2 separate regions of the Homo sapiens genome follow, and region 1 is linked to region 2. Evidence: chromatin loops called from intact Hi-C (ENCODE). Cell type or tissue: CD4-positive, alpha-beta T cell. All regions are shown on one strand. Each heading gives the region's core, and the rest is flanking DNA. Links, peaks and the distances in the headings are about the cores only. Region 1 overlaps ZBTB16 (zinc finger and BTB domain containing 16). Region 2 has its middle 9.3 kb from the start of HTR3B.

The links. A loop is a pair of places that touch in the nucleus more often than their neighbours do. Peaks named below come from ENCODE experiments on the same cell type or tissue, not always from the same donor. Only the 100,000 strongest peaks of a DNase experiment are listed, where the experiment ranks them.
Region 1: a loop joins it to region 2, with 11 times the contacts of the local background. A loop is called at or near these places in 14 of 110 quality-filtered maps.

What each region holds. Positions count from the first base shown.
Region 1 is chr11:114,189,626-114,201,208 of GRCh38, reverse strand. The region is part of intron 4 of ZBTB16 (zinc finger and BTB domain containing 16); the gene reads right to left. Among named protein-coding and RNA genes, the nearest start is that of NNMT, 100 kb to the left of the region's middle. In CD4-positive, alpha-beta T cell, for the core only: CTCF peaks have their summits at 4,728 (motif pointing right), 6,264 and 6,475; a DNase peak (open chromatin) is centred at 4,738.
Region 2 is chr11:113,889,666-113,901,248 of GRCh38, reverse strand. It overlaps a transcript of HTR3B not described here. Among named protein-coding and RNA genes, the nearest start is that of HTR3B, 9.3 kb to the left of the region's middle. RefSeq lists a silencer at 5,275-5,475. In CD4-positive, alpha-beta T cell, for the core only: CTCF peaks have their summits at 4,606 and 4,808 (motif pointing left); a DNase peak (open chromatin) is centred at 4,748.

The DNA of each region.
Region 1 (11,583 bases), core at 2,069-10,068, 300 kb before region 2:
CTGCCTCTGTTTTGAATCTCTAAAATAATGTGACAAGTTAATGATGGTACAATTATCTAAATGTTTAACAGACATGTTATCTAAGTGAGTCGGATTGAGATTCCATCCCGCTGACAGTAAACATCAATGGTGGAGCAGAAAGCGATAGGCAAATTATAGCAAACCCTGCAATTTCAATGCTATTAACTTTGGAGGAATAACAGCCTTGAGGCCTGTAAACTCTGAATAAAATAGGCCCTTGTGTTTGTCCAACTATTAAATCAAAATGCTACCAACATCCTAGAAAAAACAAGGCAATTTATGGCCTTTCAAGTTTCAGTTACACATTGGTTTTTATTAACTCCTTTCTGTCATCAGGCAGCCATGGCGTCACTAAGGAGAAGGGTGAGAAGTCAGAGAGGAAACACAGGAGTGGACAGTGGGAGAGAGAGGGATAAAGGAGAAGCTTGAGGGGCTGAGCATGGGCACGAGGGGAGACGAGTGGAAACCTGAGATCAAGAACTGAGGTTGATTATTCAGGACTCGGATGTGGGGACAATTCTGAGAGTGAAGGGGCAACTCAGACCAGTGAGGACGGTGAGTCCTGCCAGATCACCCCAAGAAAACACCAACCTGGAATCCCAGTCCTGCCACTGGATGAGTCATATTATTTAAGCCTCTCTGGGCCTGTGATTCCTCATCAGTGATGCAGACAGTGAAGCCCCCCTTAGTGGTGTCCTGATGACTATATTGGACCATACATAAAAAGCCACAGTGCTGGGCACAGACCACGTTCTGAATAATAGTCCTCAAAGATCAGACTCTATCCTTCCCCTCCAATTTCTAGAACAGTTTTTAAGAGGCAAAAGATCTTCATCTTTAATCCCTTCTTCAGACACAGTAGGTATTTAATACACTGTTACTGAATAAGCTACTAAATAAAGTGGAGGAATTCTTGTCTACTGGTGAGGGACAGAAACTGCAGGCCTCTAAAAATAACAGTAGCAAGCAGCTACCACTTATGCATACATCAGTCCTCCTTCCCAGGGCTCAGGGCTTCACATGTATGATTTTTTTTTTCTTTTTTTCTTTTTTTTTTTTTGAGACGGAGTCTCGCTCTGTCCCCCAGGCTGGAGTGCAGTGGCGTGATCTCTTCTCACTGCAAGCTCCGCCTCCCGGGTTCACACCATTCTCCTGCCTCAGCCTCCCAAGTAGCTGGGACTACAGGTGCCCGCCACCAAGCCCGGCTAATTTTTTGTATTTTTAGTAGAGACAGGGTTTCACCATGTTAGCCAGGATGGTCTTGATCTCCTGACCTCATGATCCGCCCACCTCGGCCTCCCAAAGTGCTGGGATTACAGGTGTGAGCCACCGTGCCCGGCCCCACATGTATGGTTTTATGTAGTTCTTACAGCAACCATTATGATTATTAATCGTAGTTTACAAATGTGAAAAACTAAGGTTGAGAAAAATACAGACCATCAATGCAAGATCAGAATCTTAGGCTGTCCTTGGAACCACAGAACCCCCCAAACAGTACTTTTCTTGCCCAATTCCTACACACTACCTTTGAGAGAAGCAAGGAAACGAAGCCATTTGTCCCATATGAAGCAAGTCCATAGCAGAGCCAGGATAAGAACCTAGTTCTCCTTCTCCTAATTCATTATTGCTTCCAAACACCATGCTGCCTCCACATCCCCAATGGTAATCTGCAATCACATTTCCACTAGGGTGGGAGGCCGGGGAAGGGCAAGGTCTGTGTCCTGCCCACTGCCCAGCGGCATCCATGGCTGGCATCCCCATCCCGGGGCCCAGCATCCATGTCCAGCATCCCCGTCCCGGGGCCCAGCGGCATCCATGTCCAGCAGCCCCGTCCCGGGGCCCAGCGGCATCCATGTCCGGCATCCCCATCCCGGGGCCCAGCGGCATCCATGTCCGGCATCCCCGTCCCTGGGCCCAGCGGCATCCATGTCCGGCATCCCCGTCCCTGGGCCCAGCGGCATCCATGTCCGTCATCCCCGTCCCGGGGCCCGGCATCCATGTCCGGCATCCCCGTCCCGGGGCCCAGCATCCGTGTCTGGCATCCCGGTCCCAGGTCCCAGCATACATGTCCAAAATCCCTATCCCAGGACCCAGCATCCATGTCTGGCATCGAGAAACACTCAAGATGTCTGTGGAGGAAATGAGCTTCAGCCCTTTCTAATCCAAACCTGCCTTGCTTAAATTCTCCTTCTCCAATCCCAAAAGAGCCAAACACCACTGATCCCCTCAAATCACTGTCCAGGGCAGTGATGCTTCATATAAAATGTGCTGGGGTGATGAAAGGGCAGAGCACAAAGGACTTTCAGGGCAGTGAAGCGGCTATTCTGTATGATACAAAAATGGTGAATGCGTGTCCTTACATGTCTGTCCAAATCCACAGACTGTACACCACCAGGAGTGAACCCTCATGTGAACTGTGGGCCCTGGGTGACAATGATGTGCCAGCGTAGACTCACCAATTGTAACAAATGTACCACCCATGTGGCGTGGGATGTTGATGGTGGGGGAGGCTGTGCACTTGCGTGTGAGGACGGGGGTACAGTGGGAACTCTATACTCTCCATTCCATTTTGCTATAACCTAAAGCTGCTCTTAAAAAAATGAAATTTATTAATTTAAAAAAGAGTATCGGGGGCCCCTCCAGAAGGTGGCCAGAGGGGCCCTGGGAGCCACTAGGGTGAACAATGGAGAGAAAGAATAGCTGGTCTGGGCCAGCAGGAGACGGCTGGGTTGTTCCTCCCTACTCTACAGCAAGCAGCTCCAGCACAGCCGAGAGCCCCTGTGCTTGGAAAATAAAACTCTATATTAGGCATCAAACATGCCTTTATAGTAACAGCATGAAATTAGGTCAAGAGTAAATCTATGCTGGGGCACTGACTGTACAAACAGCAGCACATGACCCTCCTCCCAAAGTGCCTATGACGTTCCGCGGCCGTTCTTCAGCCTGAGCTTTCTCATGTTAAATTCCTTGGCACAGAATGTGAAATGCTATACAAATCACCTCTGATATTTATAAAAGTCAAATGCTATTATGTTTTCAATGGGGAGGTCACAGCAAACCACATGGAGTCTGCCTGTCCCTCTGATGACTCACTGTCCTGTCCTCCCCGATACCCTCCACCTTGGACAGAGGTTTGAGGTTCGTTTGGATTTTTTTTTTTTTTCATGTAAAGTTTAGGTAGATTAAGTTATTTGTCATCATCTGGCCCCCTCCCAGCTCCTCTGGGACCAGCCACTGGGAGGCTGTTCTTGAGAGCAGGAACTAGAACAGTTGCCAGTTTTCCTATCATTACAGGACTCCTTGGTGCCCAGCACTGTCCCTCGTGCCAAGCTCAGGGCAGGAGGGGGCAAGGCCAGCAGCTATCCTGAGGGAAGGAGCGTTGCTGCTCACCCTTTTAAATCCTCTGCCTTCTGCACTCCAGCCTGGGCGACAGAGCGAGACTCTGTCTCAAAAATAATAATTAAAATAAAATAAATCCTCTGTCTTGCCTGCTACTCCCACCCCACCCCCTGCCCCCACCATGATCACCCACTACAGAAAATTCTCCAAACAAGGACTTCATTTTCTACTCTGAAGTTCAGAGCCAGGGACTGTCTCTGAAGCTTCCTCCAAATATTATTAACATATCAGGAGAGAGGGGCCAGTGCAAGCAGGCAGCCAACACCAAGGTTGGAGAGACAGTTCTGCACCTCCAAAGGGGGAGGCCACACAGTGCAAAGAGAGAGAGAGAGACAAAGAGAGAGAAACAGAGAGTGGGGGGAAGACAGAGTATATGCCTCCTAGACTCCTTCACACTGAAACGAAGAGGACCCTTTGGGTGGGGTTCCCTCCAATGCCCACTCCCTGCTAGAAGGGAAGGGCAGAGTCCACAGCATGGACCCTCAGCCGCCAGAGGTATGCCGTTTCTGGACTGCAAGACTCTTGCAGCCGACAACACAGTGGATGAGAACCAGCATCTCAACATTTGCATCTGGTTGAGTGGCTTCCCCTGTGACGCAGTAATGTGGAAACTAAGCAACCTTTTCTAGGCCAGTAAAAGAAAGTACTTATTTTGTAGTCACAGTGGAGAGAACCTTGGGCTGAACTCGTGGGCCCTAATTCTAGTTTGGATTGTGTGTTCTTAACTGACCCCCTTTTTCAAATAGGGGCTTTGATCCATTGATCCGCACATGAGAGCTGATGCCCAGGCCCCCACAGGGAGGGAAGACAATGCTAAAATGTGGGCTCTGGGGTACAGAAGCCCAAGGCACACATTCAAGTCCTGCCCCAGATTGGTCTTCCTTAACCTTTCTGGGACTCAGTTTTCTCTGGCAAAGATTAGGGAGGAAAAAAGGTCTATATTTTTGGACTATAGTGAAGACTTAATAAAAATAATAACTCAAAAGTATCCAAAAGAGTACAGCTATTGAATTATCTGTACCTAAGGCAAGTTCAACCTACATGCTCATTTCCTTCATAACACCGTAACCTTCAGGAAGGCAGGGCCCAATTTCTGTTCACTATTATGTATTAAGTCCACAAAGCACCTAGCATACAGTAGGTACTTAAAAACTCAGAGAATGAGGAAATGAAGGAACTACAGGATAAGCCAGCTACACAGGCTACTCTCACAGCAAACTTGAGTCACTAACCTGGCAGACCTTGCAGGGCAGGTTGAGGGCTGGAGGAGAGAGCTGAATTCCTCCAGGGTAAGTCTAGGGTCTAGTTCAACCTAGTACCCTGGGCCTGCAGAGGGTGCCCTTAAGCTTCCCAGCCTCAGAACTTCTAAACCTAGGAATGACCTTGCCTCTTTTTTCTTACTGGCGAAAAGGTAGGATGAGGTGGAAGGTTCTATTTGAAGAAGTCAAGAGATAGGGAATACCCAGGTTCCTGGTGATAGCAGACATGGTTCAGGACCCTACCAGGAACCCAAAATTCCTGAGCCTTTGAGGGCACCAGTCACTGAAGCCTCCTCTTAAGACGTGGAAGGGCACAGGCCTGGTGCTCCTGGAGGCTGGTACACCTGCTTAGTCTCGATTCCAGTTTTGCGGCCTGTCTGGCCTGGGTTTACACATCACCTGTTTAGACACCAACAGGGAATGGTTCCTTTGGGAAGCTTTGGGCATTCCAGACCTCAGGGCCTTAAGATCTACCAAATCTGCTCCCTGAGATTGCTCAAAGTGTGGAGCTTCAATCTGCCCTCACTTCTTTCAACTGCACTGAGAGGGCCCCAGTGGCTGTTAACTCAGTGGGCACATTGCAAATGTCCTCTTGGCCGGAGGACATAGTCAGGGATCCTGGAAGACCTCACCATGGCCTTGCAAAGCAGGTGTATACTGTTCCTATTCCTCCAACACCATCCTCACTGACTTGGCCCCGTCAACCTATCCAGTGGGGGAAATCCATGTTCTCAGAAGCCTCTGAGGAAGACCAGGATGATGCGATGAGAGAAACTGGCACCTCCATTTCCTGAGCACTTACTCCATGCGAGGCCTATATTGAGATTATCCAATCTGTGATGGGGCTGGAATTGGAATCTAGATAGTCTGACACCAGATCCCAAGTTCTGGGTCACTGTGCACCAAATACCCTGCACTTGACACTCTGACTTTAGGCTTCATGGGGTTCCTCTTCCCTGCAATCTGCATGACAAACCTGCACCACTCTGTTAGGGCTCAAACTTTCCTAGGAAGTAATGTCCTCTAGAGATCATCCCATCCACTTCCCTGCCTTCAGGCAGGTCTCTTGTCCCCAGGCAGTCATTTGCCCATCCCCCTTTCCTGCTCCCTGACTCCCTCAGTCTCTCTGGCCAGGCCCACACAGACCAGCCCTGGCCCCAACTCCCCCATGTTCACATTACCAATAGGTGGCTGCTCTGGGTCCCCTACAGATGGACTGAAAGAGTTGAAGGTTCCTACAGGTCACCCTCATGGCCTCTTTGCTCAGACCTCCCATTTTCTCCCGAGGGCATGCTGAAGACTGCCCGGCCTCCTACCCTGGAGCTCAGCAGCCAAGTTATCTCGCTGCCCTCTAATTAACACCACCGGATCCTGTCTGTTGCCCCCAGGCCTGTTCAAGTCCCAAATGGGGATGTACAGTGGCTTGAACAACATTATGATTTGTAAAACCCACTCCTAATTAGTTTGACTTTGAATAAAGAGGGTAATTATTTTTAAATTTATTAACTGCTGCCTGGCCAGAGAAGTTTCCAGATCAAATGACATGGAGAAGCTATTTCTGCTCAGTGATGCAGCAATTTATATTACTGATCGGTCATTAAAACCTCTGGCACAAAACCACTTGTGTTTCCTGAGCCAAGATAGTGTCCGTGTGTCAAATTTCAAACCCAGAGAATAAATTAAGCCATTAATGGTATTTATCAGTTTATCTGGACTTAAAGAACTACTTACTAATTTAAGACATTCCTGATATAGAAGCCAGGTGGTGCACTGGGTGTGCATGGGGGTGTGCACGTGCACGTATGTGTGTTTTCTCACTTTTATTTTACTGAACAGTGTAAAAAAAATTCTGATGTGTAAATGAAGTACAAGCATCTCGGGAACTGCCTAGCTGTTAATTCCTCACTGCTCTGCAACCCAAACATTTTGGAAGCAGCAGTGTTTTGCAATATGTATTTGTCATAATATAAAAGGTGTAAAATGATCTCTGTTTATCTCCTCAAAGCCTTCGTTGTACCAAAACAGAAAACTGAATGTGACAACAAAGCCTGAGCCCAGCCCAACCATAAGCGTGGCCTCCTAGAACACCAGCTTGAGCCCGTCAAGATCTTGAGGGCAGGGGGCAAGGAGGGGTCACACACACCAGGACAGAAATCCAGGTCAAATAGGGTCAAAAGGGTGAGATGTGAACATGCCATTCTCTTGGATAGGCTGGAATTGGAAATAGTTTCCATTAAATTCATTTTCCAGTTTCAAGAATACCTGTACAACACCATAACCACCTGCCCTATGCAAAGCCACACGTGAGCTCCATGAACTCCCACATGGCAGCCTTGGATATGAAACTGATCTGATTCAGGCAAACTGTATCCTACTCCAGGAGGAGGATGTACACATCAGGGTGTTGCGGCTTCTTAGTGCAATGGAGCACAGGGTTCCAAAAGAGCTCTTCCCAGGCAGGGCCATGAACTCAATGACCTCTAAACAGGATCACCCGGAACCAATCAGCCTACAGACTACTGGACAACACTCAGTCAGTGCGGAGGCAGCCAGGGAGTAGTAGAAAGAACACTTGAGTTGGAGTTGGGTCAAGTTCCAGTTCTCTACTTCCTAGTGGGTAGTGTCTAGGCCTCCATGGTCTCATCTGTTAAATGGGTGTAATCAAGGAAATTGTTTTATAAACTAAGGTAGCAAAAATATCAAGTGGCACTGGCAGTATTTTTACTGTCCCAGGGTCTCCATTCCTTCTCTTTTTCAGAGCTCTTCCCTACCTACTCTCCCGTTGGCTTCCCAACGGTACCTGGTCTCCCACCTGGCTTTTCCCACTCCAATAGCTTTAGTGACATTTTCAGCGCTCCCTGTCATCAGGCAACTCCCTTCCTCCTGGGACCCCTTTCCTGGAACAGAGAGGGCAAATAGATTTCAGACTGTATTCTCTCATTGATTATTAGGGGAACTAAAAATCCACCTGAGTTCAGCAGGAAGTAGCGCTGTGAGTGATGAATGAGCTCTGCCACATGTCGGAAAGAGTCACCATGGTCACACAGGACCCCTCTTTGCCAGCCCTATCCTGAGGGTAAAACTGCTGTTGTATCTCCCCTCGGCACTGAGCACGACACCTGCCCCACACAAGGAAGTGGCTCTTCCCTGCTGGGGGAGCTCGCCCACAGCTCACACTAAGGCTGGCAGGGAGCCCTTCTCAAAGCATCCACCTTGGTCTCTCACCCCTAATTTGGATTCATTTTCTCCATTCCCCATCCTTTCAAGAGCTCAGTTTACTCAATCTTTATTGAGCACACCACATGTGGCCTATTGAGCAAGCCACATTTTACCTCAACATCAGCAGGGGGCACTCGGTAGCTGACCTCTCCCTCCTCCAGCTGAGGAGCCCCATCCACAAGATCTCTGGGGAAAAAACAAAAGGCCCAGACCACCACATTCAGACCTTCAGCTTATTTCAAGAACAGGGCATGTGCCTGAGTTGGTCACCATCATATCCCCAGCAGGTGCCAGGCACACAGGGGGTGCTCCATATGTCTGGGGTCCGCCTAGGAACAGCCTCCACAGCTGCTCATCCCTCGGGGACTCAGCTTACTCCCCTGCCCCTGGCTGAGAGGGCAGCTGGCTCCCTGCTGCTGCAAATTTAATCTGGATGGACAGAATTAAGCTGCTTGGCAAAGCTGGCTCACAGCTCATTCCCCCAGATTAGAACTCTCAGAGTGGGATTCTCAGTTACATGCGGTCTAGCAATAAGAAAATGGCTGGGACCCTGGGAGACCCGGTTCTCCCCTTGCTTTCATGACAACCACCTCTGGAACCCTGGGCAAAATAACCTAGCCAGGTCACTTTCTCTATAACTGAGCTAGGGAGATGCTGACTGGAATGACAGCTCACCTGTAAAGCTCCCCTCCCATCATGACAGGGCAAGGCCCCTCCAGACCAAAGCTCAAGATGCCAGTCAGGAGGCATGTTTTCCACTCAGAAAAGGCAAGGACAAGAACGCTGAAATACTGATGACAATAATCTTAACAGCAGCTGACTGGTGTTCTTCCTTCTTCCACTTTAGTCCCCTGTGGTAGCTTGTTTCCAAAGATGACTGCCATCAATTCCTCCTTCCCTATAGGTTTCTGTCACTTCCCTACTGAGAAGGAGAGTCCAGCCTTCCACCGCCTTCTATCTGGGGCTGACCTGTGACTATCTGATTGATGAAATATGGTAGAAGTAATGCTGTGTACTTCCAGCCTAGCTTTTAAGAGGGCTGGCAGTTCCTGTGTCCTGACTCCTGGAAACCTGAGCTGTCACACAGCAAGTCCAGGTTACTCTGCTGAAGAGAGAAGCCATGCAAAGGAACACTGAGACTCAGATAATTGAGTGAAGGAGCCATCTTGGACATCCAGCCCAGTCGAGTCTTCAGATGACACCAGCTCCAGCCATTACCTGATGGAAACCACATGAGACCCCAAGTGAAAACCACCCAGCTGAGCCCAGTTATCCAAAGAACTGTCAGAGACAATAACACTTTATTGTTTTAAGCTACTATTGGAGTGGTTTGTTACATGACAACACTCTCTATGGTCAGTCCGCAACACAAGAGCCAGAATAATCTTTTAAACACATAAATCAAGTCATGTCATTCTCCCAGTCAAAACCCTCCAATGGACTACTTTTCCCCCTTCCCTATAAATGCACATCTGTGTGTGTATATGTATTATATCTCAGTAAAGCTACGTATGCGTGTGTGTGTATATGTGCGTGCATGCATGTGTGTATAGTCAAATGTCACTTAGTGATAAGGATATGTTCTGAGAAATGTTTCATTAGACAATTTTGTCTTAAATAGGGCACAGCGAGCCAAAAGAGCCCTGCCCATGACAAGGCAGTGAGCTAAATGATCCTGAGCCTTTTAGCCCACGGACAACACTCAGTCAATGTGCAGGCAGCTGGGGAGTCGTGGAAAGAGCACGTGAGTTGGGTCAAGTTCCAGCTCTCCACTTCCTAGTGGGTAGCTTCTAGGCTACATCCTAGAGCACACTTACATAAGCCTAGATGGTACGGCCTTCTACACACCTAGGCTATATGGGACAGCCAATTGTTCCTAGACTTCAAACCTTTACAGCATGCTACTGTACTAAACACTGCAGGCAATTATAACACAGTGGTAAGTATTTACATATCTAAACACATCTAAATGTAGAAAAGGCACAGTAAAAATACGGTATTATAATCTTATGAGACCACTGTCATATATGCAATCCATTGTTGACCAAAATGTTATTATTATATGGTGTAATATAGTTTGGATATTTGTCCTGTCCAAATCTCATGTTGAACTGTAATCCCCAATGCTGGAGGTGAGGCCTGGTGGGAGGTGATTGGATCATGGGGGTGGATTTCTCCTGAATGGTTTAGCACCAACCTCTTGGTGCTATTCTCATGACAATGAGTGAGTTCTCTTAGATAACTGGTCATTTAAAAGTGTGCAGCTGCTTCTCCCTCACCCAACTCTCTCTCTCTAGCTCCTGCTCTGGCCACGTGACATGCCTGCACCCCCTTTGCCTTCCACCATGATTGTAAGCTTCCTGAGGCCTCCCCAGAGCCTGAGCAGATGCCAGCATCATGCTTCCTGGAAAGCCTGCAGAACTGTGAGCCAATTAAACCTCTTTGTAAATTACCCAGTCTCATGCATTTCTTTACAGCAATGCAAGAACGGCTTAATACATGGCACGTCACTCTGTTTGTGTGTGTATGTATACACATGTGTGTATATATATGTGTGTGTGTGTGTGTGTGTGTGTGTGTATGAGAGAGAGGTGGCATGAGTGATGCCAGTGACTCTTACTGACACTGGCAGAGCTCATTTATATACATGTACACACCCATGCCGCTTTTCAGAGACCTAATACACATACCATTTAATATAAAATTCATGTCTTTTAAAGTGTACAGTTCAACTAATACACAGAATGGTCCCCGACTTAGGATTTTTCAAGTTTATAATTGTGGGAAACCATCACAGTTTTGAAGTCATGTACAGGATATAATAAATTCCATGAGATCTTCAACAATTTTATTATAAAATAGGTTTTATATTAGATGATTTTACCCAACTGTTGGCTAATGTAAGTGTTCTGAGCACATTTAAGGTAGGCTAGGCTAAGCTATGATGTTCAGTAGGTTAGTTGGATTAAATGCATTTTCAGTTTATTATCTTTTCTACTTATGATGGGTTTATCAGGACACAGTCCCATTGTAAGTCGAGGAGCCTCAGTATTCGAAGCTGTGCAGTCATCACCACAATCAATTTTAGAACATTTTCATCACTCCATGAAGAAACTCCAGCTCCATCGGCAGTCGCTCTCAATTTCCTCGCAACTTCCCCAGCCCCTGGCACCTACTAATTTACTTTCTGTCTCTATAGATTTGCCTATTCTAGATATTTTACATGAACAGAATCATTTTGCATCTGGCTTCTTTCATGGAGCATGTTCAAGTTCATCTGTGTTGTAGTATGTATCAGTACTTCATTCCTTTTTAAGGCCAAATAGTATACCATGGTATGAATATACCACACTTTGTTTATCCATTCACCAGTTGATAGACATTGGGTTGTTTCCATTTTTTGGCTATTATGAATAATGCTGCTATAAACATTCACGTACAGGTTCTTGTGTGAACATATATTCTCACTTCTCTTGGCTGTATACCTAAAAGAAGAACTGCTGCATCGTATGATAATTCTGTGTTTAACCTTTTTTTTTTTTTTTTGAGACGGGGTCTCACTCTGACGCCAGGCTGGAGTGCAGTGGCTCAATCTCAGCTCACTGCAACTTCCGACTCCCTGGTTCAAGTGATTCTCCTGCCTCAGCCTCCCAAGTAGCTGAGATTACAAGCACATGCCACCACG
Region 2 (11,583 bases), core at 1,718-9,717:
GCTGGTCTTGATCTCCTGAGCTCAAGTGATCCTTCCGCCTTGGCCTCCCCAGTAGCTAGGAATATAGGCATGCACCACTACACCCAGCTCATACTCAGTTCTTTTAGGTTTGGTATTGCTCCTCTCCCCACCCTTCAGTTTTTCACAAAAATGGTCCCTCCTCACTATCTTACATACAGCATTTTTCATCCACTAATATGGTTTGGCTGTATGTCCCCACCCAAATCTCATCTCAAATTTCAATCCGCATGTGTCAGAGGAGGGGCCTGGTGAGAGGTTATTGGATCATGGGGGCAGATTTTCCCCTTGCTGTTCTCATGATAGTGAGTTCTCATGAGACCTGATAGTTTAAAAGTGTGGCGCTTCCCCCTTCTCTCTCTCTCTCCACCATGGATGATGTTGCCTTGCTTCCCCTTCCCCTTCCACCATGATTGTAAGTTTCCTGAGGTCTCCCCAGCCATGCAGAACTATGGGTCAATTAAACCACTTTCTTTATAAATTACCCAGTCTCGTGGATCACCTGAGGTCAGGAGTTCGAGACCAGCCTGACCAACATGGTGAAACCCCATCTCTACTAAAAATACAAAATTAGCTGGGCATGGTGGCCCATGCCTGTTATCCCAGCTACTCAGGAGGCTGAGGAAGGAGAATCGCTTGAACCCAGAAGGCAGAGGTTGCAGTGAGCCGAGATTGCGTCATTGCACTCCAGCCTGGGAACAAGAGCAAAACTCCATCTCAAAAAATAAAACAAAATAAAATAAAATAAATAACCCAGTTTCAGGTATGCCTGTATAGCAGTGTGAGAATAGACTAATACATCCACCCAGAGAAAGCTTTTTATCTGCATTGTTTCTGCTAATTCCCCAGACATCATCCTTGGAAGGATGAGTGTGGGGGTAAGTCTCATTCTAGCCTTTCCAGCAGATCAGTATATGTAAGTCAAAATTTGGAATCATGAGGGGCTAGGCATTTGGACTTCTTTCTTTTTTTTGAGATGGAGTCTTGCACTGTTTTCCAGGCTGGAGTGCAGTGGTGTGATCTCGGCTCACTGCAACCTCTGCCTCCCAAGTTCAAGTGATTCTCCTGCCTCAGCCTCCCGAGTAGCTGGGACTACAGGTGCATGCCACCACACCCGGCTAATTTTTGTATTGTTAGTAGATACAGGGTTTCACCAGGCTAGTCTCGAACTCCTGACCTCAGGTGATCCACCTGCCTCGGCCTCCCAAAGTTTTAAGATTACAGGTGTAAGCCACCTCACCCAAACGTGTTTGGACTTCTTAAGTGGCATTACTTGGGTAAAAGAAACAAAGACTTAATCTGGGATTTGAATCTGCGATTCTCTTACAGAAGTTCAGGCCAAGCCCATCATTAAGAAAGTACCTGAAAATATATTTCTTTTAGAAGTCCCCACTTCACATCCCCATGAGCCTTTGCACTCTGTTTCTCCATTATTTTCAAGTAAGATATGGCACCTATTAGATCGACCGATGTCTTTTGGAAGAAGCAAGGGGAGAGGGTTTATTATGCAAACATAATAAGGAAGTGTTTATTATGCAAACAGCAACTGAGTTATGCGTCCTTTAAGACTACTAAATAGTTTTTAATTACTGCTATACCAGTAAATCCCATAAATATGCAAATGCAATTAGTTCAAAAAATAGGCCTTAAATATCTTTATTCCTCTCCAACAAAGTTCTTTGAAGTTAATCGCTAACTCTCTTTGTTCACTCCCTTGGCAGTCATGCTAAAATTGACAGGAATTTTGACAGATGTACATATTCGGGGAACCAAATTTTCTGAGCACATCTGGTCAGGCTGGAGGAAAAAAGCAGAAATGGACATTCCAGCCAAACTCAAACATTTAATGAGTAGAGTCCCATATGAAATTTCTGTTACTCCACAGTGTTTTCCTCTGAAATCAATATCAAGCTAACCACAGAGGAGGCACCTCAAGTCCAAAGACACACTCAGCATTCGATTTTCCTCTAGCTTAGAATTTCATTTTTAATAATAATGCACATTTTACGGTCCTTAAAAAGTAAACAAATAAACAAGGGAATGGAGTCCCTCATGGTTCTGGCCTTTCGTGGTTTTTGTGTCATGGTTTTCTATGGGAGGTCATAGAGCATAAGATATAAGGTCCCAGGCCTTCAAGTCAGACTTACCTCATTGTGCATCCTAGCTTCATCGCTTGCTAGATGCTCATGGCCTTGGTCAAACTCCTTACTGCTTCTAAGCCTTAGTTTTCACATCCTTAAAGAGGGTTTAAACAGCATTGAGTTAGTTTTCTACGGCTGCATTAAAAATTACCACAAATTTATGGGCTTAAAACAGCACTCATCTAGCTCACAGTCCTGTAGGTCAAAAGTCCAGGAACAGAATGAACAGATCTGCTCAGGGTCTCACAAGGCTGAAATCATGGTCACGTGCTGGAGCCAGCTCTCACTGATCAAAAAGACCATTGTTTTTTCATTTGTTTCCAGTGATATCAGTTGGTAAATTGAAATCAGTCAGCCAGGAGCAGTGGTTCACACCTTGGAAGCACTTTGGAAGGCTAACTCAGGCAGATCACTTGAGCCCAGGAGTTCAAGACCAGCCTGGCTAACGTAGTGAAACCCTGTGTCTACGAAAACTACAAAAAAATTGCTGGGTATCGTGGTGCGTGCCTGTAGCCCCAGCTAGCTGGGAGGCTGAGGTGGGAGGATCACCTGAGCTTGGGGAGGTCAAGGCTGCAGTGAGCTGTGATTGTGCCACTGTACTCTAGCCTTAGCAACAGAGTGAGGCTCTGCCTCAAAAGAAGAAAGAAAGAAGGAAAGAAAGAAAGAAAGAGAAAAAGAAAGAGAGAGAGAAAAAGAGAAAGAAAGAAAGAGGAAGGAAGGAAGGAAGGAAGGAAGGAAGAAAGGAAGAAAGAAAGAAAGAAAGAAAGAAAGAAAGAAAGAAAGAAAGAAAGAAAGAAAGAAAGAAAGAAAGAAAGGAAGAAAGTCATAATGACAAAATTTGTCACATGGAAATCAGCAAACACTCCCACCAGGACCCCTCCCACCAGCTGTTTTCAAAACATCTAACTACATGCTGTGACCACTCCCTTGATCTTACAAGGCCTCATATATTCCTACATTACAGTACTCATTCAGGTGTGTTATAAGTATTTGTTTACTTTTCTGTCAGTCTAGAATTTGGTGAATACCTTGAAGGTGGAGCAATGTTGTGTTATTCAGCTTTATATCTCCATCGTAGAGCTTGGCACCTAGTAAGTGTTCATTGAGTGTTCCAGAAAGATGGGAGGAAAACAGGGAAGAAAGAATTAACAAATGAACAGAAAAGAATTCTGGCTTATGCCAGAAAGATGATGCCAAGAGGAATCCAGCCTTTTCATAACCACATCCAAGATGAGATACACTCACCACCCATTTCACAAAGGATGGGTGAGAATGACAACTTGGTTCTGAAGCAAGATTGCCTTTATTTGGTTTGCTCCAGAACCAGGGAGCAATTAGTGCAAAAGACAAACATGAGACACCGGTGCAGGCAGATCATGAGTCCCTTTGACTCACTCAGAGTGTACTCCAAGTTCAGAGATTTTACAGTCCTTGGGGGTAAGATGTACCCCAAAAGCTAGAGGAAAATAGAAGGTGGAAGGAACTTGGAGGAACACAGAAGCTTGCTGCTTCTGTTTACGCTCCCAATGACATCAATTCCAAGAAACCGCTTAGTGAGACTACAATATACGACAGACAGTCTTACCCTGTACACTATGTTGTTTAGATCTTCTGCACAGATTATGGGCCTTGAAGTCTTGCTGTGCCAGCACTGGGGGATCTCCCCTGATCTATGGCTCACTGTAGGGCCCCCAACATTTCCATTTAGACCCATTTAGACATTTTCTGGGGAAAGGCAGTCAATTACTGCAGCCAGTGAGATGTTCTGGTTCAGGTGTAAATCTCTGGATATTTCCATCTCTGCTATGACTCAAGATGAGGAAAGATCTTTGATCCTTTAGAAATTTATTTATTTATTCATTCATTCATCCACTTAGTAAGTAGGAAATTGTGATAGACATTGACAATCTATGGATAAGAAAGCTGGGGAGAGGTGGATTGGAGGTGACAGATAAGAAATCTTTGAGAGAAACGCCTATAGATGGATGAACTGGAGAGGACCCAGGCAAAGAAAGGAGCCCAGACTTGGAGTGGGAGTAGGTGGAGGCTTTTCACAAATAGCATTTGTGCTGAGTACTGATATTCATCTGAGTGGGGAGAGGGTGAACGGAGCTCCCAGCAAAAGGAATTGCACATGAAAGGGCTGGAGGTTGAGATGAGAGTGCATGGTGCCTTCTGGGAACGGGGTCGGGGGGAGGGTGCAAGCCTCACTTTGTAAAATTGGGGGAAGATAATTCTAGACTCACATGAGTTGAAAGAATTCAAAAGTTCATGATGCAGAGTGTTGACCGGGGATAAAATAGGAAAGTGAAATATTGTATAAGTCTGTATAAGTGCTGTTATTATAAATCTGTCTCCAAATGGCCTATAGCAATTATTCTAAAATGCACAACAGCTGTATTTGTCCCCCTTCTGCCATTGCTGAAATTTACACTGTCATCGCGCCAGGAGGAAGGCTTGGCACTAATAATAGGCTGGCTGAGTATGGCTGGAGTGTGACAGACCCCTAGTTAGAGCCCAGAAAGACTGAGAGCAGAGTGGGGAACTGTAAAGCTCTGAGGAAATTCGAGTTGGTGGCTGTGAATATAATCAGAGCACCACCTTGTGGTGGCTGTCGTGCCTGCCTTAACCAATTCTGCGCAACCCCAGAAAACTATGCCAACTCATTTTAAGTTTTATTATACAGTGCACTTTCAAATGATTTCAAAGTCATTTCAGGCCTCTCTTCATGTCACCACTATTCGTCTTTGCTGTAAATTCTCCTCTTTGCGTTCACCAGCACCAATCCACACCAACCCATTCGATCTGTTTTCACACAGCTTATGACCGGCCAGTTCCTTCCTCCTACCTCCTTACTGCAATTCTTCCAAACTCTTGGTCCCTAGGAGCTCCCAAGTTTCCTGGGAAACTGACTCAGTAACTTCTTTTTTTCTTTTTCTTTTTCCTGAGACAGGGTCTCGCTCTGTCACCCAGGCTAGAGTGCAGTGGTGTGATCATAGCTCACTTCAGCCTTGACCTCCTGGGCTCAAGTGATCCTCCCACTTCAGCTTCCAGAGTAGCTAGGACTACAAGTAAGTATCACCATGCCTGGCTAATTTTTTTTTTTTTTTTTTAGTTTCCCTATGTTGCCTAGGCTAGTCTTGAACTCCTGGGCTCAACTCCTGAGACGCCTTAGCCTCTCAAATTGTTGGGATCATAGGTGTGAGCTACCATGCCCAGCCTCAGTGACTTTTCACAAATGGCATTTATGCTGAATACTGATATTCAGCTGGGTGAAGAGAGGGTGAACGGGTGAAAGTTACAGTGTAACTTTCCTACTGTCTTCCTAAGAATGGGAATAAGTCTTCTGCACATCTGAAAAGTTATAAACAATATTATTAAAAGCCATATCAGGGATTTACTACGAAGATAGGACCCCAGAGGGACTAACTGCGTCTTCTAGTAGAGTAAAGCTCGTCTCTGGCCACCCAGCGGGCCAGTAACACAGTGTCCTGGTAGGCAGACTGGTGTATCAGGTTTCAGAGGATGCCCCAGGGAACAGGACTAGAAGTATATGAGCTCTTTAAAAGCACAAAGCAGTCGTTTCCATGTTCAGATTATTTAGAGATTATGAAGGCACCAACCCTGCTTTCGATCTGCATACAGTCAAGTGGAGCAGACACAAGTCAATAATCGCAGTAGAGCCACTTAAGTTTTCTAAAAGAGATTTATCAGCAGGTTGCAGGTGAACATGGCCTTGAGATAAATCCTGCCCCTTGTTGAAGTACAGTTTCAGTAGATGGTTCATGGTATTTTAAGAATTGGAATTTTTTAATAAAAATAAAAAAGTTTTGTTTGGTTCTGTTCTAGATTTATTTTTCCTCCTAAATAAATGAGAAAGATGTTTCAACAAAGGTTCTTTATGCTGAATAATTGTGATGCTTGAAGGTGGTAATCTGCTTTGTTTAAGTGGATTTTAAATGTCAGACAATTCTAGACAGTTTTCTCTTGGTCAAATAAAAATTTAATTAAAAGTTAAAAAAATTAAAAGCCATATCAAATTTTAATATTGACAGGAGGGATAAAACTCTGTAACGCTGACTGTCTTAGATTAGGTTTCCCTGAAACATACCTATAATAAGGCTTTGTGTACAAGCAATCAATTTTAGAAATACTCCCAATAGAAATTGGGAAAGGGGAGCGTGGTTTCAGCTTGAACCCTCAGGGAAACTTGACAGTGAAAACCACACAAGGGAAGCTGGCCTGCACACTCTCACTCCCACCTGTCAGCTGTTGGCTAAGGGGAACAGGGAGTGAACTCCCAGATATTTCCTGGTCTTTTCCTGGGCAGACAAAGCTTTAGTAGCCAAGGAGACGTCTCCAACAAAAGTCCTAGGTGTGGGCCTTGGAAGCCACAGTGCAGGGAAGCCAAGAGAGGGAGTGCAGAAGAGGAACGGAGGTCTGAAAAGATCTAGAAAGACCACTATCAGTTTCTGTTTCAGAGACAGCACAGACACACGGGAGGCACTAAGTTTCTTATTCCTTCAGAAGACAATTAAGGCCAGGCATCATGGTATCACGCCTATAATCCCAGCAGTTTGGGAGACAGAGGCGGGTGGATCACTTGAGGTCAGAAGTTCGAGACCAGTGTGGCCAACGTGGCGAAACCCTGTCCCTTTTCTTTCTTTCTTTCTTTCTTTTCTTTTCTTTTTTTTTTTGAGACAGAGTCTTGCTCTGTCACCCAGGCTAGAGTGCAGTGGAGCAATCTCAGCTCACTGCAGCCTCTACCTCCTGGATTCAAGCGATTCTCAAACGTCAGCCTCCTGAGTAGCTGGGATTACAGGCGCCTGCCACCATGCCCGGCTAAATTTTTTATTTTTAGCAGAGATGGGGTTTTGTCATTTGGCCAGACTGGTCTCAAACTCCTGACCTCAAGTGATCCACTTGCCTCGGCCCCCCAAAGTGCTGGAAGTACAGATGTGAGACACACCCAGTCTTGAAACCCTGTCTCTACCAAAAAATACAAAAATTAGCTGGGGTGGTGGCATGCATTTGTAATCCCAGCTACTGGGGAGGCTGAGGCACAAGGACCATTTGAACCCAGGGGGCGGAAGCTGCAGTGAGCAGAGATTGTGCCACTCCACTCCAGCCTGGGCAACAGAGCAAGACTTGGCCCCCCAAAATAACAATAGGCCAGGAGCGGTGGCTCACGCCTGTAATCCCAGCACTTTGGGAGGCTGAGGCTGGCGGATCACGAGGTCAAGAGACCAGCCTGGCCAACATGGTGAAACTCTGTCTCTACTAAAAATACAAAAATTAGCCGGGCATGGTGACTGTGCCTGTAGTCCCAGCTACTTGGGAGTCTGAGGCAGGAGAATCGCTTAAACCCGGGAGGTGGAGGTTGCAGTGAACCGAGATCATGCCACTGCACTCCAGCTTGGGTGACAGAGCGAGACTCCATCACAAAAAATAATAATAATAAATAAATAAAATAAAAATAAATTTAAAAGAAGACAATTAAATTTCCAGTAACCTGATGATTAACTTTGCAGAGCCCAAACATACAGAAATACAATTAACACTTTTCTTTTTCTTTTTTGAGACAAGAGTCTCACTCTGGGCCGGCCGCGGTGGCTCAGGCCTGTAATCCCAGATGGAGACAATCCTGGCTGAGATGGTGAAACCCCGTCTCTACTAAAAATACAAAAAAATTAGCTGGGCGTGGTGGCGGGTGCCTGTAGTCCCAGCTACTCGGGAGGCTGAGCAGAAGAATGGCAAGAACCCGGGAGGCAGAGGTTGCAGTGAGCTGAGATCGCGCCACTGCACTCCAGCCTCGGCGACAGAGTGAGACTCCATCTCAACAACAACAACAAAAAAGAGTCTCACTCTGTCATCCAGGTTGGAGTGCAGTGGCGCAATCTCAGCTCACTGCAACCTCCGTCTCCCGGTTCTAGCGATTCTGGGGCTTAGCCTCCTGAGTAGCTGGCATTACAGGCACCCACCACCATACCTGGCTAATTTTTGTATTTTTCGTAGAGATGGGGTTTCACCATGTTGGCCAGGCTAGTTTCCAACTCCTAACCTCAAGAGATCCTCCCACCTCAGCCTCCCAAAGTGCTGGGATTACAGACGATGCCATCACACCTGGCTAATTATGTGTTGTGTTGCTTTTTACTTTTTTTTTAGACGGAGTCTCGGTCTCTTACCCAGTTTGGAGTGCAGTGGTGCGATCTGGGCCCACTGCAACCTCCGCCTCTGGGATTCAAGTGATTCTCCTGCTTCAGCCTCCTGAGTACCTGGTTTCACAGGCATCCTTGGGATCATAACCATCACATCTGGCTAATTTTTGTATTTTTTAGTAGAGATAGGGTTTCGTCATGTTGGCCAGGCTGGTTTATTGCTTTTTTTTTTTTTTTAAAAGATGAACTCTCGCTCTGTCACCTAGGCTGGAGTGCAATGGCACGATCTCGGCTCACTGCAACCTCCCACTCCCAGGTTCAAGCGATTCTCCTGCCCCAGCCTCCCAAGTAGCTGGGATTACAGGTGTGTGCCACCACGCCTGGCTAATTTTTGTATTTTTGGTAGAGACGGGGTTTCACCATGTTGGTCAGGTTGGTCTCGAACTCCTGACCTCGTGAGCCACCGCACCCGGCATTGCTTTTTTCAAGTTAATATTTCTCCTCCTGGCCAGGTACGGTGGCTCACACCTGTAATCCCAGCACTTTGGGAGACTGAGGCAGGCGGGTCACTTGAGGTCAGGAATTCGATACCAGCCTGGCCAACATGGTGAAACCCCATCTCTACTAAAAATACAAAAATTAACCGGGCATGGTGGCGCCTGCCTGTAGTCCCAGCTACTTGGGAGGCTGAGGCGGGAGAATCACTTAAGCCCAGTAGGTGGAGGTTGCAGTGAGCCGAGATCGCACCACTATACTACAGCCTGGGCAACAGTGCAAGACTCCATCTCAAAGAAAGAAAAAAAATATTACGCCTCCTGGAAAAAGCTCTTTCCCCAAATATTTGTTGATGACTTTGCCATAATTTTACCAGAGTCACATGGTTCCTATCTTGACCACATATTTTAAGAATAAAATATGAAATTTTAAAATCTGAAGTCTAAGTTATACTGCTGTGATGTCTAAGCAAGTAATCTGCAAGCATGGCAGCACATGAGGCTCATCGAGTATTTTTAAATGACCTGGGTCCCATCTCTATAGATTCTGACATTATGGTATAAGATGGGACCCAGGGGCGGGCGCGGTGGCTCACGCCTGTAATCCCAGCACTTTGAGAGGCCAAAGTGGGCAGATCATGAGGTCAGGAGATCGAGACCATCCTGGCTAACACGTGAAACCCCATCTCTACTAAAAATACAAAAAAAATTAGCCGGGTGTGTTGGCTGTCGCCTGTAGTCCCAGCTACTCAGGAGGCTGAGGCAGGAGAATGGCATGAACCTGGGAGGCGGAGCTTGCAGTGAGCCGAGATCGCACCACAGCACTCCAGCCTGGGCGACAGAGCGAGACTCTGTTTCCAAAAAAAAAAAAAAAAAAAAAAAAAACAGTGGAATTGAGTGGGTATGGCTATTGAGTTGACTTGAACTCAGGAAAAAGATAAAGAAAAACAGAGAGCGATTAACCAACAATTAAAAGCTGAGTTTGGCTGGGTGTGGTGGCTCACACCTGTAATCCCAGCATTTTGGGAAGTCGAGGGGGGCGGATCACAAGGTCGGGGGATCCAGACCATCCTGGCCAGCATGGTGAAACCCTGTCTCTACTACAAATACAAAAAGTAGCTGAGCGTGGTGGTGTGTGCTTGTAATCCCAGCTACTTGAGAGGCTGAGGCAGGGAAATCACTTGAACCAGGAGGTGGAGGTTGCAGTGAGCTGAGATCGCGCCACTGCACTCCAGCCTGGCAACAAAGCAAGACTCTGTCTCAGAAAAAAAGTTAGACCGGGCGTGGTGGCTCACACCTGTAATCCCAGCACTGTGGGAGGCCAAGGTGGGCAGATCACTTGAGGTCAGGAGTTTGAAACCTGCCTGCCCAACATGGTGAAACCCAATCTCTACTAAAAATACAAAAATTAGCTGGGCGTGTTGGTGCAGGCCTGTAGTCCCAGCAACACAGGAGGCTGAGGCACGAGAATCACTTGAACCCGGGAGGTAGAGGCTGCAGTGAGCCGCACTCCAGCCTGGGTGACAGAACGAGACTCTGTCTCAAAAACAAAAAATGAAAAAACAAAAATTAGTCATGCGTGGTGGCACATGCCTGTAGTCCCTGCTCCTCGCGGGGCTGAGGCATGAGAATCACTTGAGCCTGGGAGGCAGAGGTTGGAGTGAGCCAAGATTGTACCACTGCACTCCAGCCTGGGCGACAGAATGAAACTCTGTCTCAAAAAAACAAAAACAAAAACAAACAAACAAAAAATTTCAATTATTTTGTGAGAACAAAGCTATTTTCTTTCTTTTTCTTTCTTTCTTCTTTTTTTTTTTTTCCTGAGACAGAGTCTCACTTTGTTGCTTAGGCTAGAGTGCAGTGGCTCGATCTTTGCTCACTACAACCTCTGTCTTCCAGGTTCAAGCAATTCTCCTGTCTCAGCCTCCTGAGTAGCTGGGATTGGAGGTGTGTGCCACCACGCCCAGCTAAATTTTGTATTTTTGGTAGAGACGGGGTTTCACCATGTTGGCCCAGCTGGTCTTGAACTCCTGACCTCGTGATCCGCCCCCCCTCGGCCTCCCAAAGTGCTGGGACTATAGGCTTGAGCCACTGTGCCTGGCCCAACAAAACTATTTTCAATCTGTCATTTAGAAAAGGGAAAATAAGCTCTTTATAGCTCAGTTAAAGATGAAGATGAGGTCTCAGCTGGACATGGTAGCGCATGCCTGTAATCCCAGCACTTACGTCAGGAGGCCAAGGCAGGAGGACTGCTTGAGGCCAGGAGTTCAAGACACAGATGAGGCATTATATCAATAAAGTGGCTTAGATTTTTAGGGTTTTTTTGTTTTTGTTTTTGTTTTTTTGACAGAGTTTCACTCTTGTTGCCCCGGGTGGAGTGCAACGGAGTGATCTCCACTCACTGCAACCTACACCTCCCGGGTTCAAGTGATTCTCCTGCCTCAGCCTCCTTAGTAGCTGGGATTACAGGCACACACCACCATGCCTGGCTAATTTTTGGGTTTTTAGTAGAGACAGGGTTTCGCCATGTTGGTCAGGGTTTCTCCATGTTGGCCAGACTGGTCTCAAACTCCTGACCTCAGGTGATCCATTCGCCTCGGCCTCCCAAAGTGCTGGGATTACAGGCGTGAGCCACCGTGCCTGGCCTAGATTTTTAGTTTTTATGAAAACCAACACAGAGACCCCCAACATCTTGCTATGGTTTGAATGTCCCCTCCAAAACTCAGGTTGAAATTTAATTGCCATTGTGATGGTAATGGCTGGGTGCAGTGG